Linked DNA regions of Homo sapiens: region 2 is linked to region 1. A link is a loop called in an ENCODE intact Hi-C map of the cell type or tissue named here. Cell type or tissue: GM12878. All regions are shown on one strand. Links, peaks and the distances in the headings refer to the core of each region. The heading gives the core; the rest is flanking DNA.

Region 1 (9,533 bases), core at 2,331-7,330:
GAAAATATATAGAAAGAAGAGCCTATGGTATGCAGGATTGACAACATTGATGACAGCATATGATATGGGCAGAGTCTGAGCCCAGCAGTATTTCCTGGAACTTCCCAACAGACCCTCAGGGCACATGTGTGATACCTAGTTGTCCTCCACGTGTTGACTCCCTCCTGTGTCAGAGCTTTTACCCCTGTTGTTCCCCTGAACTGGCATTTCTCCCAAGTGGCAGAGGCCACTCTTTGATTCTCCTTTCTTAGTAACAGGCTGTCAATTTTTACCTGGGCACATTGCCCTCCAGAGTACAAAGCAACATGTTACAGCCTTTCTTGCAATATATATGGCCAATGATATTTGAGGAGACACATAGAAAAGCCATGTAAAGGCCACTGGCTCAAGCTCAGAGGGAATGAGCTCCCCTGATTCTCTTCTCTGTGGGCCTGGAACTCTTCTATGATGGCTGGAGTTCCAGCATCCATGTGGACCATAAGGTGACATTATATGAAGATGGCAGTAGAAACAGCTAGTAGCCAATGATCTAGTGGTTGGCTTACAGCTGGATTTCTCATATATGAAAGAATGTACTTTTGCATGTTTAAGTCACTATGGCAAGGAATTTGTTTCTGGTAGCTGAACACAATCTTTTCTGTTTGTTTTTGTTTGTTTGTTTTGTTTTGTTTTGTTTTTGAGACGGAGTTTCACTCTGTCACCAGGCTGGAGTGCAGTGGTGTGATCTCAGCTCACTGCAACCTCCATCTCCCAGGTTCAAGTGATTCTCCTGCCTCAGCCTCCTGAGTAGCTGGGACTACAGGCGCGCACCACCATGCCCAGGTAATTTTTGTGTTTTTAGTAGAGACAAGTTTTCACCATGTTGGCCAGGATACTCTCTATCTTTTGATCTTGTGATCTGCCCGCCTCAGTCTCCCAAAGGGCTGGGATTACAGGCATAAGCCACCAGGCCTGGCTGCTGAACACAATCTTAAGTAGTATTTCTTCCATATCCAAGTTATTTAAAGCCTGTTTCAAGTCCTTTCTTTTTCATGAAGTCCTCCCAGGTGACTCTAGAACCACTGTGATCTACATCTCCGAATTCTCACAATACTGGAATACGGTCTATGACTTTATTCTTCTCTCATTGCCTAGGTTTCTTATTCCTGGGCTCCCAGTGAAATATCAAGATCTTCAGGGACAGAGGCCCTGTCTTAAAACTCATTTTATCACCCATAGTATTTAAGAATGTTGAGAACCAAACAATTTCTCTATGATGAAAGAAAATGTATTGAGAACTTGAAATATGCCTATATGTTACCTCATACTATCCCACTGCCCCCAATATCTAGTTGAGAAAACTGAGGCTTAGAGACTTACGACATGGCCAAAGCCACATAGCTTCTAAGTGGCAAAGTAGGATTCTATTCCAGGCTTACTGAAGTCCAAGCACCACACCATCGCCTGTATACACATGGAGTGACTTAAAAGAAAATCACACTTGTTTCTATTTTGTTCCTGGTTATGATTTTTACAAGTTTATTGCAGAAATTTTAGAAAAATACATAATAATATGAAGAAAACAAATTAAAATCATCTTATGATATTCCACCATCTAAACATCACTGTTAACATATTACTTTTTTTCCTCCAGTATATGTAACCTGTGAATCAGATAGTAAATATTCCTTCCCAAGTAGTTACTGTTGCAATCATATTTTATATAATAATAGCTAGCAGTTATAAATTACTATCTGTCAGATACTATTCTATATGCTTTATGAAAATTACTTCACACAGTTCTTACAATAACTCTAGGAGATAGATTCTATTATCTCCCCTACTTTCAGATGAGAAAACTTAGGTGAAGAGAGGGAGAATAATTTGCTCGAGTTCACAATAGCAAATAAATAACAGAGTCAAGAAACACATGCCACAAGCAGGGACTGGGCTCTGGAATCCACACTTCTGAGGACTAAACTATACAAATTCTTCAGTACTACATGTTGCATCTCCTTTTTTTAAACATAAATCTTAAGATCGGCTTCACAGTCTACCATAAATATGTGCCATACTTTTCCTGGCCATTCCTTCTGGTTGGACATAGAGGGTGTTTCCATTGTGTCACTATTATTAAAAATGATCACCTTTGTACATAGGTATCATTGTCTGAATGTCAAATTATTTCCTTGGGAAAGATCTTAAGGAATAAAATTATGAAGTAAACAGTCTGCATATTGTTTATCATTATCCCAACATTGAAATATCTGGAAGCATAGAATCACAAAACACAATTTGAAAGAGATCTTCCAGGTCATCTAGTTTCACCCGCTCATTACAAGTGTGGAAGCTAAGGTTCAGGGTGAGCAAGGGACTTGCCCAAAGTCACACATGAATTCTGACACCGAAGTACTTTCCTTCCTACTTGACATTCTTTCCAAGACTGTACCTTTTGTTCCTATAATAGCTGACTTTGCAATCAACCCTATGTCTCTTTCTATAAAAGGACCTTCTTTCATAAAACAAATAGTGATAGAGTGTCGATCACATTGCTGTCACTGTGCTAGGCACAAATTCACATGTGAATTCTCATCTTCTACTTCCTAGGGCAGTAGGGAGAGCTAAGATGTCAAAATGTCAAGAGTAGACATTGAGGCCTTTCCCCCTTGCCTTGGCCCTGGTTGTGACCACTGCAACACCATTCTTTCTACTACTTGGGCTTGACTGCCATCTCCATGACCTCTTCCTCTGATACGCTCCTCTGCCCAGTCTTCTCACCCCAGATCCCAACATCAGGACTTCTCTCTTATTACTGTTAATGTAAACTTTACTTCCTTTTTATTGTATTAAAGCAATGCAAGTTCATTGTGAAAACAGAAATACTTACCACTTACCGGATGCTAACTGAAGGGCTGGAAGCCATGAAATCCTAGAGAAAGAAAGAGGACTAAAACAAAGCCCCTTCCCTCAAGGAGCTCCAATCAATGAGGAAGCCAAAAATAAAGACATTTACAGTGTAATGTCACAAATGCTATTAGAGGTCTGCACAGGATCCTAAGAAAATAGAGAACAGGGACACTGAACACAGACAGGGGGAGTCAGAAAGTCTTCTTTCTTCCATTTCTAATATTTTTTCATTTATAAATGTATCAATATATCTACTCTTCCATCCAATAATAGTTTATTGAACATTTATTGGGTACTAGGTATTATCCTGGAAATACAGTTGCAGAACTTGGGCTGAAGCCCACGTTTTCTGTCACCAGGTCCCATGGTATTTGTTCTTGCTGTTGTACGGTGCTGTTATAATCCTTTAAAACAAAACAAGGAAACTGAATGGGTTTTGGTATTGCATCCACCCAGGTGGAGTAAAGTCAGTAACTCAGCATGATGAAAGCACACACCAGGCTCATTAATCAAATACTCTGGTTAATAGAGAGTTCTCATATATGCCATGCATGAATTACCAGTTTTCAAAGAATTATAATACAACAAAATATACTGGAACCATACAGCTCATAATTGAATCTGCTTTCGATGTGACAGAAGTCACCTGAAGGGCTGTGTTTAAGAGCCATCAACTTTGGAATGTCATACGTGCATAAGGCAAGCCAGTGCAAAATTAACAGCTCTTGGCTCTTACTAACCTGCTGTTTTTGAAAATAGAAAACTCAAACCCACTAAAAAACAAGAATAGGTATACCTTAACCAAATCTGCCATATAAAAAGGGAGGGAAAAATATACCTCACAATTGCAAGCACAAATATATCTTAACATTATTTTCAAATAACCAAAGCCCTTATGTGTGTATTTAGGGGCATGCTTAGAAAATGTATGTTCCATGGTGGAGGTTACTGAAGGACATTTGACAATCCAGAAGGTTTTTTTTTTTTTAGAGAAAGTCTTTGTTTTTTAGGTTTTATTGCAAGTTGCCTTTAATTGTAGTTGGGTTTAATAGACATGCTGGTTAGGGGGTTCTGGTATTGTCTAAACTCTTGAAGACCTGGGGATGCTGGGATGTCTGAGAAGCACACAGGCTGGTGTGGATGGATGCTCTGAGTCAGCAGTGCCCAGTTTATGTTTCATGAGCAAAAAGCTTCCCAGGCTGGGTGAATTTGGATACCACATCACAGAGTTCCCCTTTGGGGGACTCCAGTGCATGTTAGTCTAGTAAAGCCTCTGATAAGTCCTGTAGCAGAGAATCCCATTTTACTTCCCTTAGCTCAGAGTTTCTCAAGAATTCTGTTTTATCACCTTGGGGAGTAAGTATTCTGACAAATATGTTTTGGGTTGCTGGCCCAAACCCATCTGTTGTGAGGATATCTGGCTTGCTGTCTTCCAGCTGAGGGGGTTCAGAAACTGTCAACCATTCTTTCTTTCGTTATTCAGCATGCATGCTCTGAACACCTGGTCTGCATCTTGGAGAGTTCAGATGATTCTTTACGTGGAAGCCTAAGGCCTGGAACAGCTATAGTGTGGGTTCTGATGCCGTAGATAGAACTACTTTAATAAGTTATAAGTAATGTTTAATAATTGTATATTTGAAACAACAGCAAATGAAATCCTGGCCCTTAATGTAGATTGCATGCTTTATTCTGGGAAATAAACCTAGCCTTTCCTTTCTGGTATTAGATGAGTCATCTGTTCATACAAAAGAGCTTGAAATTGTTTTGAATCTAGAATGTAACCATGGCTCATTCTCTGAGGTTTAGAGAAGTCAACAGAGTTCAGTACTGATTTTTTATTTTGCAAAATGAATGAGCTTCCAACGCTTCTTAATTGTGACTTGCTGAGTCTCTCACGACTTTCTGGAGGAACTGCTCCCTTCCTCATACCCACGTGAGATAAAAGCTTGTTTTTCTCATCTAGTGAATCATTTGAGATGAGAAAGTGAAGACATTCATGAGGACAGGTGTCAGCAGCACTTGGAAGAGAAGCTGATGCCACTTGCAAACCCACTAGAGAGAAAGCGCTGGAAGAACAGGCCCTGCCTGCCTTCTTCATGCTTCATCCTCGGCACCTGGGACAGTGCCGGGTGCTGTAAACTTTCAATGAGCATTTATTAAATTAGTGAGTGAATGAATGAACAAACAAACAAATTAATGAAACAGTGATTCTTCAAAAAGCTCTGACTATGGGAGTGTGTAGTAAGAAAGGCAGAGATAGCAGTTTCTGGATTAGGTGTTGCCACAATAAAGCTGCATAGCAAGCCACCCCATAACTCAGTGGGTGACACTCACCAAGCATTTATTTGTTTTATTCCTTGGTTTGTAGATCAGCTGGCATGCGGAGAGGGATCTTGTTACCTTGTTATCAGGCTTTGGGTTGACTGGGCCTGGCTTTGAGCTTCAGGTGTGTCCAGAACTGTCACATGTCTGTCATTCTCCTTGGACCAGTGGCCAAGGGCATGTTCTCCTGGCCCTTGGCATGAGTTCAAATGCCAAACTAACTCACATCCTAGAGGCCTCTATGTAAGGTATGTCTTCTAACATTCCATTAGCCAAAGCAAATCACATGACCAAGCCCCAAATCATTGGGTTGGAGAAGCGTCGTGGTGGGGGCCGGGGGAAGAAGAGAGGATATCAACAGAGCAATAATGCTACCACAAATGCATGTTTTTCAACATGTATTTCTCTAAAGTTGGTAGAGAACGATCTCAAAACAGGTTTCAAGCTTTCTGGTGGTCAAAGGGAAGGAGGAAACATGTTCAGGTATTGAATTCCCAGTGACCTCACACACATAAGCTGGGACTGCCATGTATTCAGAAGGTTCTAGAGAAATAAGCACTCAGCCATCATTTTGTCTCATCATTGGCAGCATTTTCTGAGGACCCAGTGTGCATGCCTTTGGGCTGGATGCTAGCGGCATGTCGACCCTTCCATTCCCCTGACCCCTCACAGCACCCCCTGCAATTGCCTTAAGCAGTGAAGCTGTGACACTGTCCACGAGAGCTGTCTCACAGATCCATAAGGAGCATTGTTGAGTCCATAGCTTCTGCCCCACTGGAAAGCTCTTTTATTCAGGTCCAAGCTAGAACTCCATCTTCCTGCCAAGTCAGACATATCAGCAGTCTCTGCAGAGTGGCAGAGGCTCTGGGGCTTTCTCAGAGACCAGGAGCAAAGAGCCCTGTTTCCCTGATGGCAGCATCTTCAGGATTAGTAGAAAAGTGGAAAGGGGGACCAAGAGATTCAGGGCTAGAGAAATACCATGTGCACACTGAGCAGCAGAAGTCTGAACTTAAAGCAACTGTGGTCAGAATGACTGAGAATTACTTAAAAGTATGGCTCTATACCCCTGTGCAAAATAACGCACACAGGGTGCACTTGAGTGAGGTTGCATGCATAAAGAGTTGGGTTCATTACCTGGCACAGGGGTAAAGTCTTAATCAAAGGTTTCTTTATAAAACCAAAATTGCCGAGAGAAAGGTGCTCCCAGGCCCAGCAGAGAAAGGGTTTCATTAATAGCATTTGGGTAGAGTGGTGAGCAAAGACTAGAACCTAGGGAGCGAGGGATTGTAATTGTTGAATAGGGAGTTCTGCTGGAGGCTTTCGGGTCATTTTTCTGAGGATGTTTCACTGATTCCCTCTGCCTCTTTCATGAAAGCTTGGCCGAGATCATCCTTTAAAGATGAGAAGAGGAGCAAGACTCAGTGGACCCACTGTCTCCTGGGGTCAGGATGTGGGTGCCTGGAATGGGCGTAGCAGCAAGCCTTAGCAAAATGACTGTCCTTGATCACGGGCTGCTCTGGGCAACTCCCCAGGTTCTTCATAACCTGTTACCTAATTTGTGAATTACGTTTCAATGTGTTTGTCTCCACACTAAGGCCAGGACTGCATTTCATTTGTTTTTGTACCACCACATCCAGCATGGTCCCTGGTGCTGCCCAGGTATTCATGACTTTTTATCAAATATGGAATGAAAAATCCAGCAGGGAAAGAGTCACATCTTTTTTTTTTTTTTGAGACGGAGTCTCACTCTGTCACCAAGCTGGAGTGCAGTGGCATGATCTCGGCTCACTGCAAGCTCCACCTCCTGGGTTCATGCCATTCTCCTGCCTCAGCCTCCCGAGTAGCTGGGACTACTGGCGCCTGCCACCACGACCGGCTAATTTGTTGTATTTTTAGTACAGACGGGGTTTCACTGTGTTAGCCAGGATGGTCTCAATCTCGTGATCTCGTGATCCACCCTCCTCGGCCTCCCACAGTGCTGGGATTACAGGCGTGAGCCACCGCGCCCGGCCAAAGAGTCACATCTTGCCTTCCTGCACAGGTTTATCTCCCTTTAATTTATCTCCCACATTCTAGCCAGGATGACTAGGAAGTTAGGCCACCTTTAAAGAGCTTGTGCATTAGTCATGAGACTTTGGACAGATCACACAACTTTTTTAGACCTTAGTTTCTTCATCAGTAAAATATGGAGGCCAGGGACTGCTGTAATCAGTAAACGTAATGAAGCGTGCACAGTGCCTGGCACGTGACAAGAACTCAACACACCAGCACTCCTCGTGCCTTTAAAGCAACATACTAGTCTTGCACTGCCTCTCTTGAAACCCTTTCTGTTTATCTGCTGGAAATGGCTTCTTCTCCAATAATATATCTTCTCAGAAACCTTCCTTGATACTATCTCCCCTACATTTCAGCTTACTAGACCCTCTCTCTCTTGCTTCCACAGACCAGTGAAAGACGTTGCTGGTTGTCTATCTAATATCCATTTTTTGTTCACCTTTTATTGAAAACTGAGTTCTTCAGACCCTCTTGCAGCTAAGGGTGATCATGTGACAAGAGTTCTTGTCGGTGCAGACAGAGTTTCTGGCAGGGTGTCCCTCCTTTGACCTTTTTCATTCCCCTTTCTTTCTTCCTGGAATGCAGGTGGAAGATCTGTAGGTGAGGCAGCCTTCTTGCAACCAAGAGGCAAAATGCATGAGAACGGAAACTCACACATGAAGAATGACCTAGTAGAGGGTAGAAAGACAGCTGGATTCTTTAGGGTAGTACCAAGTCACTGTCCTATGCCTGGGTGGCCTGTTGGCAGACTTCATTTTTTAATAATTTTCAGCTGATTGTATTCTTGACTGATATGAATGTTCATTTATATCTGTATAGTCACCGTTAATCTCAGACTGCCAATATCTATTCATGTTTCAGTTACCCCAACTAGGTTGTGAGGGGCTGACAGGCACAAAACTTGCCTTATTCATCTTTGTCTTTGGCACAGAATGATGTTAAATAAATGCTGTTTGTCAAGAGAATTGGATTCCTGGACATCAAGGTTCATGGTAATGTACCCATCCTCTCCCCTCCTCTCCCCTCCCCTGCCCTCCCCTCCCGTCCTGTGCCCTCCCCTCCCCTCCCCTCTCATGTATCTCTCTGTCTCTCTTCCTATTTTCTTAGAAATTTACTCTTTGTCTATTTAGATGAAATGTTCTGAAAGAGGGAATATAACAAGTAAGTAAATAAATTGTCTTGGTTTGATAAAACACAGGAAAAGAGGGAGTTTTCTGATGTGTTGGTTGCATGACAAGCTTTATAAATGGTTTTGGATTTCCTGTAACTACCTCTATGGCACCCTGATTTGGCCTTTATTGGAGTAAGGTATTCTCTCTATTCTTGTGGCCTCATTGCAGATCTTTCTACTCAGTGGGAACCAGATATAAAAACCAATGCATTTAAAATGTGAGATATAGAAAGGAAACAGAGAACAGTTTCCGAGCTGGCTTCCATTGCCTTATAAATATAGCATAGTTACTTGAATTCCATAAGAATTAAACTCTGATCTTTTAAAATGCATGCAAATTCTTGCAGAATATATATGAAAAAGTCACTATAACTGTAGAGGCACTTCGACTCCCTTGATAAATGGGACTTCCAGACCACACTTTATTGAGTCTCTGATTTTTAATAATTTGAATCCTGCAAGATTTAATTCTGCATAATTCTGGCTGAAATCAGCTTTTGATTGAGTTGTAATGGCTCTGTTATTGTAAATATCTCTGCATGCTAATGTTGTGCTGGAATTCAATAATATTTAGATGAAATTTTTTGCCTTGAGCATTATGGAAGCAAGATTTAGAAATCGGGAAGTTTATGTCAAAGCGACATCTATTTTGGGTAACCTGCAAAATTTTTAAATGCAATAAATGGTCATCTCAAGACAAGATTTAAATAATTATGAATCCTAAATGTATACGTGTGGATCAATTATAATATGCGTTGAATTAAATATATGTATATTATTCATACATTTTATGAATAAAATATATAAAAATACTTTAAATATGCATCTTTATTTAACCTTGCAATACTTCCTGAAATAGTTGCCAGTGACTCCGTGGAGGAAGTGGAAGTGAGACTGAGGTCCTCCTAGCCTGAGAGGTAGTGTGGGGCTGTGGAGGTGGTGTGGGCTATAAGCCTTGGCACCACCATTGTCACTACCTGTGAATCAACTTCCTGTTTTTTGAGAAATTCACTGACATTCTGAGACTCAGCTTTACCTGCTGTAAAATCAAACAAATATGTTTATTTCCTAATCAAATATCTCTCCTTCAGAGCAAGGG
Region 2 (9,533 bases), core at 1,769-6,768, 140 kb after region 1:
CTATTGGAGATCCAGAAGTCACATGAGAAGACCACTGTCTGAGACTCACTGAACTGGCCTACAACCTGGGACCTCTCAATTAAATCTTCCAAAGCCCAGCAAGAAGACCTGGCTTATAATGTATTGGCCAAACTATTTAGCAGTTTTTGCAAGCAGATCTTTGTATGTTGCCCATCCCTTCCATCTCCTATACAAATGAACACATGTCCTTTCATTAAGTCCTCAGTGGGTGTATGCACTTCTGTCATGCATTCACTCATTGCAAAGGTAGGTTTATGAGACTTTTTTTTTTTTTTTTCTGAGATGGAGTCTTGCTCTGTCACCCAGGCTGGAGTGCAGTGACGCAATCTCAGCTCACTGTAATCTCCGCCTTCTGGGTTCAAGCGATTCTCCTGTCTCAGCCTCCTGAGTAGCTTGGACTATAGGCACACGCCACCACACCTGGCTAATTTTTGTATTTTTAGTAGAGACGGGGTTTCACCATATTAGCCAGGCTGGTCTCGAACTCCTGACCTCAGGTGATCCAAGGTGCTTGGCCTCCCAAGGTGCTGGTATTACAGATGTGAGTCACCGCACACAGCTGAGATTTTTATTAAATAAACACCATGGTACAGTTGCGAGGGTGGCTGAAGTTGAGTCCCTGCTCTGTGGCATCATCTCAGTTACTTATTTTCTTTGATCTTCAATTTCAATTTCCTGAGCAACAAAATGCAGAAGTAATGTTTCAAAAGACTATCAGGTGAATTGAGTGTGAGGCCAAAGAGAAGGCCCAGCATAGCATAAGAAGCTTAAAAGTGGGTTTAATGAACAGTAATTCTTCCTGTTCATTCCTTCCTTTTAACCATAGGCATTTTACTTTGCACAGTGAGGTGAGGGTGAGGGTGGGAACTTGAACCAGGGTCTCAGAAGATTATACAAAGTATAGCACATGGAAGATGTTCAAGGATCATTTATCAAATCAAAGAGTGAATGAACCCATGATGGAAGGAGTGAACACACAGCCTGAGCACTCAAGAAACTTCCAGACCCTTGGGTAGAAAGCATGGCATTGCCAAGGGAGCTCTCACAGATCACAGTGGGTTTCAGCCCAGGTGAGGGGAATGGGTATAGGAGGACTCCCAGGATGCAGGCATGTTGAAGAGGAAGCAGGGGCGCTTTAGGCCTTGGGGCTGGCAGGAGCAAAGGCATCTAGGCTGTGTTGTGCCCAGCACAGGACAGCAGCATAGCAGGTTGATTGGAGGATGCCAAGGAGCAAGACGGGAGCTCCAGGAGGAGGGACCCTGACTGTCAGGCTAAAGATCTGGTATCAGTCTGGCGACAGTGAGGGGCAGCTGGAATCCGGGCCACCTTTGGGACGTGCCCCTCCAGCAGGAGCAGTAGCAGCAGCAGCAGCAGCAGCAGTCATGTGGGCCGGAAGCATGGAGAGTCACCCTTGGTTTCTCAGACTGGAGGGAGGGCCTCCCGCTTCCCATTCCTGAGCACCACCCTCTCCGATTACTAACATATCACCCACCTCCATTTGGGATTTGAAAAATTCGAAAATATCTTATTCACACCTATGTATATCACTTCTCGACTTGAAGTCTAACATGCTCCCCAATTTACATATAATTCGTTTGACTCGTGTAAACTGCATTAACAAAAAGAGGAGCAATGCGATAAATTACTAGTGACAGAGGCCAGCCTGGATTGCAATTATTTTTATAAGCCCCTGGTAAGCAATGATGTCCTGTTTTTACAGCACATAATATCCCAGCATTATTGAAATGCCAGCAGCGTCCACGAAGCACATCTGTGCTAACCGGTCACACAGGTAGCAGGGCCATGAGAAAGTACAGTGGCTGGAGAGGCCCAGTCCTGCTCCGTGGCCTTGCAGTCATCATAGTCTGGTGCGCTGTGGTCCCCTCCAACAGGAGCGAGTTGGAGTGGAAGGCGTGCATGGAGATTGCAGCTGGGTGGGCTTGGATTCTGATCTCCTTATTATCTTTCTAGTTATAAAAATTGAGCAAACCTCTTCGTCTCTCCTGACACCCGAGTTTCTGGCCTATAAAGTGGGAATGCTAATAGGGGTAGCTCTCCTGTATTGTATCAGGGAAGGAGGAGAGACACGGAATATCTAAACTAACAATGATACCAGCTAATAGTTTGTTATTAATTTATTTATTTATTTATTTATTTATTTATTTATTTATTTATTTATATTTTGAGACACGGTCTCACTCAGTTGCCCAGGCTGGAGTGCAGTGGTGCAATCATGGCTCACAGCAGCCTCAACCTCCCAAGTAGCTAGCTGGGACTACAGGGACCCACCATCATGCCTGGATAATTATTTTTGGTATTTTTTGTAGAGACAGAGTTTAGCCATGTTGCCCAGGCTGGCTGGCCTCAACCTCCTCGGCTCAAACTATCTGCCCTCCTTGGCCTCTTGAAATGCTGGGATTACAGGCAGGAGCCACCGTGCCAGACAACACTAGTATTTATTGAGTATATACATGTGCCAGGCACAAAAGTATGTGCTTGAGATTTGTTTTCTGATTTAACACTGCGGGCTCCCCTCTGAAGCGGGTGTGATGAATATAATTGCTATTTTACAGGAAATGAGATGAAGAGGTAAAAAAGCGAAGTATGTACCCAAGATTACAGCTAAACTAGGACTTGAACCCATGTCTGTCTGAAGTCCGAGCTGAAACTTTGGCCACTAAATTGCCCTGTCTCACTACAGGTAAACGATCTTCAGAGCATCCTCACTTGCAGGAGGGGAGATGAACATGAGAAGCTCCCAGGGGAGGTGATCTGGGTTTGGGCACACTGACCCCAGGTGTGCTTAAGGATAGAGAGTTCATCTTCATACCTGCTAATCAGTTCTCTTGGCCCCAAAAGATGTACAGGGTGTGGTTGTGTGTTTTGCAAATCTGAATAGCGCAAATCTGAAATTTTGATTTATAATGTATCAATCATCTTAGTTTACGCACAGATTTTGAACTAATGCAAACCCTACTTTACATTTCCTGCTCCAGAGAATTAATCTTGAATTGTGCTAGTTTTGAATTATGTGAGGCCTTTGGGAATAGGCCTACATCCCTCGCAAGAAAATTAATCACCCTATAAATGACTTAACCCGCCTCTCAGGGCTTTGCGGTGGAGACTGAATGCAAGAATGCAAATTAAGTGACCAAAAACCCGCATTCGCAATACCTGAGTTTGCTCCCCTCTCCTAAGTGAGTAAACTCCACCCCAAAGTGGCCTCCAGCCCCCTGGTTCTTCCTTCCTGCTGCCTGCAGGTTTCCAAACTCCCCCTGGGGCGTCAAGTGCCAGCTCAAAGATCCCCCCAAAACTTGATCTACCCCACAAGCACCACTACTTCATGCAGGGCAGTGTGCCCCTGGTTCTGTCTTTGCCTTCTCATCAAGTCAGGGCCGGAAGACACATCAGTGTGTTCTCCCCATCACCGGTGACTGCAGAGAAGGGCCCAGCAGAACAAACACTTTTTTAAAACGCTGCAAATAGACAGGTGGATGAAAATTTTCAGATGTGTGAAATACTGTCTTGGGCCCCATGGCAATTTCTGGATCTAAGTTTGTGATTTCTAGTTTAATCTTTATCTTCTCCTCCTCCCACTGTCTCAGCATCTAGGCTGGGGATCTTTGGCCCACAGAAACCACATCTTTCTTGCTAACCTGTTGTCTTCTTTTCTATGCAACCCCACTGCTGGGGGAAAGGCCAAGATGGAGGACTTCATTTGATTTATTTTACAGAAAGCCAATGCTGGAAAACTCTGTAGTGGTGGGTGGTATTGTTTGACACCTTCCTTTTCAGGGGAAGAAGCTGAGACCCAAAGGGGCAACTTGAGCCACCTGAGGTCACTCTGTGGATAAGCAACAGCTCTCAGAGGTTTGCGTGAGACAGGCCGGAACTACTTCTCTCTGCCCTCCCAGGATCTTTGCATGACATGATATGAAACCAAGATTCTCAACAACCAAGATTCTTCTGTGGGGCCCAGCAGAAGTATCTGAGGAATCTTTTCAAAAATCTGCATGAACTTGCTAAGGCTGCCATTAACAAGTTCCACTTTTCTGGGTGGCTTAAACAACAGAAATGTATTTCCACACAGTCGTGGAGGCTGGAAGTCCAAGGTCCAGGCATCCACAGGTTTGGTCTCTTCTGAGGCCTCTCTCTGTAGCTTGTAGATGGCCGCCTTCTCCTTGTGTCTTCCCACAGTTATCCCTCTTTCTGTATCTGTGTCCTGATCTCTTCTTATAAGGACACCAGTCATATTGGATTGGTGGACTCATTTTTAACTTAATTACCCTTTTACAAATTCGATCTCTAAATACAGCCACATTCTGAGGTACTGGGAGGACTTGTTCTATTTGAATTTTTTTTTTTTTTTTTTTTTTTTTTTTGTGGAGGGACACAATTTGCTCATAATAATGTGTCCCCTGGCCCTTCAAAACTCATGTCCTTTCTGCGTGCAAAATACACTGACTCCATTTCAACGTGTTCAAAAGTGTTAACTGATTCCAGCATCAACTCTAAGTCCAAAAGCTCACCTAAATAGCATCTAAATCAGATGTGGGTGAAACTCAAGGTATGATTTATTCAGAGGCAAAATTCCTCTTCAGCTGTAAACTTATAGAACCAGACAAGTTCTCTGCTTTCAAAATACAATGGTGGGGCAGGCATAGCATAGATATCCTATGGGAGAAATCAGAAAGAAGACAGGAGCCACAGGTCCCAAGCAAATTCCATTAGATCTTAAGGCTCAAGAATAACCCTCTTTGACTTCATAATCTATGGACCACCTGGTCCCTCCCTAGCAGCTTCTGTGGTGGTTTCTCGTCATCTCCCACCATTGTCCCAGCAAATAAATACTATGACCCAACAACTCACCATGTGCCAGAAACATTTCCTGTATGTCAGTCAACTCATTACATTCTCACCAGGGCCCTAAGAAAGAAGCCCAGTGATCAATTCCATTTGACCAAGGAAGAAAGTAAGACATAGAGAGGTCAAGTTCTTCGGCCAGGGCCACGTAGCTTATTAATGGAGTTGCTGGGACTTGAACCCAGCCAGTCTGACCCCAGGGCCTTTTCTTATACCGAGACCTTGGCATTCCAGGTGAGGCTCCTGCTCACCAGTGTTAGACAATCTCTGACCTGTTGTGTCAGCTCCAAGTGTTTACTGGTGTAAATGTTTCTTCTCCTCATCCCCAGAAGGAGTTAAATGAGACAGAAGTCCTCCTCGTAATCCTCTCGGTGCTCCTGTAGCTGGGACAATGTGTGATGCACAGAACACTTATAAGTGTCTGTTAGTGATGAGTGAATTGGGGGAGGCTGTGGTCCTTCCCTGAAAAGGTGAACCAATTAAAACTCAAAATCACCTTAGCAAGATACCAAAGAGCAGAATTTCAGTGGTCCCAGCCCCTCTGGAAGCCCCTGGAAGCTTATTTTCATTCTGAATAGACCTCCTTTGCTTTGCCTCACAGAGAGTGCTTCCATTCAACCAGTAATTAGTGTCTCTAAGTGGAATCTACTTAAGAAAGGACACAAAGCCTGAGAAAGTTGTATTATGCCATTTATAAATGTCCGGTGATCTGCTGCTGCACTGTGATTCACGGAGCTGAAATAAATGATTTGCTTCAAAAAAAAATTATGAACGTTCATTCCGCTGGTAGAATCTCTTAATTCCCGTTACACATGTCAGCATATTATGACTGGAAGCTGTCAGGTTCTAATGACTAAAATTTCATTTTTCAGACTTCTCACACTGTGTGTGAGGACTATAAGTTAGAAATATCTCTGCAGCTAAGTTTCTTCCTCATCTGGTAAATTTAGCTCTTTCTTTCTTTTCTATTTATTTTTTAAGTGTCCATGTTTACATGAATACCTTGAGTAAACTAATCTCATGCTTCATTCAATAAACGAGGAGGTCTACTACTATGGTGCTTTTCTTCCCAAAGCTGCTGTCCTTTTTATGGGACATAATGTGTCTTGACAGCTGACAGATTCAATGCAAAATTATTTTTACTTGGCAGAGTGGATCAAAATATGGATTATTTTAAAGAACATTAGCACTTTTTTGTTTAAAGTAAAATATATTGTTTATGCTTTGTATGGATAAACAACCTTGACATTGGCTGTAACTTGTTTTATTATCCTTGAAATGGAAATTTGTTGACACGATATTCAATAAATAGAAATACTTCGGTCCTGTTCACTTAACTCGCATACTATACTAAATAGGAATTATTGATCCTCCAGTTATTACACTTGTTCCTGAAATGCTCTGTGGAGGGCAGGAAAACCAACTTCCAATTCAGGTTGTTAATAGATTGGTCGCAAAATTTATGTTATCCATGTCCAACAAATCACTAATAAAAGCTTATAAGAGGCTAGATCATCTGCATTGAATTACTCATTCTTCCCCCCATAAAAAGCCTTTAGCTAGAGACTGACCAAAGAATTTAAAATCTCTCATTATCTATAAGTCATTGCTCAAAGTGTCCCTAAATGGGATTAAAGCATCGCTGCTCAGATTTCCTACAATGACTGCCCTCTTCTACTTCCACCTTGACTTAAATTAAAGGCTAATGATATGTTTCCAGAGGAAAGAAAGAGATAGCTTTTCCTTGAACGACTTTCCAGGACTCCAGCATCTAATCTGTTACGGAATAGCTGCTATGCCATGGTGGCCGACTGCATCTGTTTTTCTGGGAATATGGTCCAGGTCTAAGTGGGTCTGGTGACCACGTTGTCATCTCCATACAGCTGGTCAACTCAGTGCAGGAGGAAACGGGACGTAAGCACCGTGCACCATCCAGGGGCTGTTCTCTACCTTTGTTTACTGCCACTGCAAGGATGTGTGCTTCAGGTGCTGCTTTGAATACTCAGGGGCAGTCAATGCAAATGTTCCCTCCACTCAGTCTCCTTCCCTCCCACCCTCCTTTCTTTTTCTTTTTTTCTTTCTTTCTATCCATAAGCATTTATGGAGCACCAACCATGCACCAAACTCAGTACCAGGCACTGGGACCCCCAGACGGATCGGGCTTCCTGGTGCTCAAGCAGGTCTTGGTCTCCTGGGGGCTCAGACCAGCCCATGTACTCAGACATTTGTGTGGCATGACAGTGTGGGTGGTGGCAGGATGCCCAGTGGGAAAGGCCCAGGCCAGGCATGCTGCTGGCCTGCCTAGTGACTCCTGTCTTTACCCATAAGCACCTGGAGCCTGCTGAGGATTAACTGTGAATGAGTGACCATCACACTGTAGGCCCTCAATAACGGATCAGTGTTATTATAAGGCTGTCCTAGAGGTGCGTACCAGGGGCTATGACTTCTTTACATGAGGCAGCCAGGAAAATTTCACAGATGAATGAGAAAGCCAATCAGAAGCAGGAGAAAACTGGGCTATAGAAGACCCTGGTTTGACTATATTTCATGGGGATAGAATGAATTGAAATGAAGTGAAATAGAAATAAAAACAAAACCATTTGAGTAGGAGTGAGAAAGCAGTTGCAAATACCCCTAGTGTCGAGGCAGGTATTGCACGTGAACATTGCAGACAGGCCACGAGGGGAAGCGATGCAACCTCAAAGGCTAGAAGGTTCTTACCCATGGTTGCCAGATTTGATTCCTTCAAAAGAAGCCCCACATCTGGCTTAGGATGCCAGATCTCCAAATGTTTAAGGGAAGAAATCTATTTAAAACCTTTTAAAGACACCATGCATGATACACCAAATGTATCTTCAGGTCACATAAAGATTGTGGCCAAGCTAATGTCTGCCTCTTGTCTGGACATACCGATTTTATTCTTTCATTCAAAAACGACTTGCTGGTACTTATCATAACAAGTCAGTAGAAACAGTATTAGTATTCATACCAAAGAAGGCGGTATTTGAATCTGAGCTCCAGTACCTAATTAGCTGTCTGACTTTGGGTCTGTTACTCAGCCTCAACTATAAAATGATGGTTTTCATACCTGCCTTACATGTTGTTAAGAAGATTCAACCAGCTGATGCGGGTGAAATTCCTGATACAGGGCCTGGTGCACTGTGTATACTTCACAGAGTTTTTCCTTCAACTTAAGGGGTAAAAGAACAAGTTGGAACGAGCCAAGGAGTGACCAGGTGTGTCAGAGGCAGCAACAGGTTGGATCAGGGAACAAGTGCAGAAGGAGTGAACCCAGGCTTGACCAAGGAAGGCTTTTTGGGCTTCTCCTTCTCAGCAAGGGTGTGAAATGAAGTCTAGCCAGTTTGGAAAGAATAGCTCCAGATGCTCTTCAGGGTCAGGAGTGATTTTGATCCGTGGTGACCCATTCAGGTGGAGCAGATAGACTCATTTATTCACATGCACAAGCCTGGTGTTTCAGATCCTGATCTGACAGAAAGGCCAGTCTCGTAGGAGATGCCTGTGAGGCCAACAGGGGCAGTTTGGTGTTAGCATCTTGAGCCAGGATGCCCAGAGTGACCCTTTCCCTTAGTTAGGGTGACTTAGTCAAAGAAGACAGACATCTGGTCTGTGTGAGGTTAGGTTTTAAAAACAAGTTCCATGTATGTCTTGTTTACAAAACAAATTGTGCCCATCATTGTAGAAAATCCGGGAAATGCAGACAAATGTAGAGAAGAACACAAAAATCACAACTAGCTACATCCTTGGCATTTCCATGTTGATCCTGCCAATCCTTTTACTTTGCCTTTCTAGGTCAGTTACATTGAGTGGGCCCTTTTTCTGGCCTGGGTAAGCATGATGTGGCTTTCAGAAGAAGCACCAGTCTGCAATCCAAAGAGGAAATGGAAAATCTTTCTAAATGCTTGGCTTCTGTCTCCCCAAGGCTCCTCTCCCCACTCCCGACACCAGGCCTCTCCTGTCTCCCTCTCTCTCCCACCCCTGCCCTTTCTCCTTCCCACCTCCCCAAACTGGATTAGAAACCCAGGTCCTTTGAACTGTGCTCATTTTCATCCTATTCTCTTCAGTCACTCTCTGTTAGGGTGGCCAGATCAAATCTAGGATGATCAGTTAAATTTGAATCTCAGACACATCATGAAAAACTTTTTGTATAAGTTTATCCCATTGAACACTTGAGATATACTAAAACATATTCATTGTTTATCTGAAATTCAAGTTGGACTGGGTATCCTGTATTTTTATTTGCTAAAACTGCCTGGCTACCTCACACGGAAATCAAACAAGCCCACCTTGACTTACTTTTGCCCCAATCTTTACAATGAGGTCGAGGAATAAAGAAATTGAGCCATGAAAGTCAAACTGCCCCTTGGAAGGCTTGGTTGGACTGGGATAGAAAGGGAGCACACTATTTATTTGTTCATATATATATATATATATATATATATATATATAATGTGTATATTCCCACATATTTCTTTCATGAAAGTTGGTTGTATGTGTGTATGTGCACATACACACACACACACACACATATATATATATATGCATCATTATTTTTTCAGTAATCAGCATATTATATACCATTAAATATCTGGGGGAACAATCATTTTCTAAAAACCACCTAAGCTGTAATT

Evidence for each region. A loop is a pair of places that touch in the nucleus more often than their neighbours do. Peaks named below come from ENCODE experiments on the same cell type or tissue, not always from the same donor. Only the 100,000 strongest peaks of a DNase experiment are listed, where the experiment ranks them.
Region 2: a loop joins it to region 1, with 8 times the contacts of the local background. A loop is called at or near these places in 2 of 110 quality-filtered maps.

The regions. Positions count from the first base shown.
Region 1 is chr14:97,302,259-97,311,791 of GRCh38, forward strand. No RefSeq gene overlaps it. Among named protein-coding and RNA genes, the nearest start is that of LINC02325, 150 kb to the right of the region's middle. RefSeq lists an enhancer at 4,246-4,315. In GM12878, for the core only: no CTCF peak of the experiment used is centred there; DNase peaks (open chromatin) are centred at 4,203 and 4,793; H3K27ac peaks cover 3,965 bases.
Region 2 is chr14:97,438,750-97,448,282 of GRCh38, forward strand. No RefSeq gene overlaps it. Among named protein-coding and RNA genes, the nearest start is that of LINC02325, 15 kb to the right of the region's middle. RefSeq lists enhancers at 1,325-1,825, 3,735-4,064. In GM12878, for the core only: no CTCF peak of the experiment used is centred there; a DNase peak (open chromatin) is centred at 3,829; H3K27ac peaks cover 1,522 bases.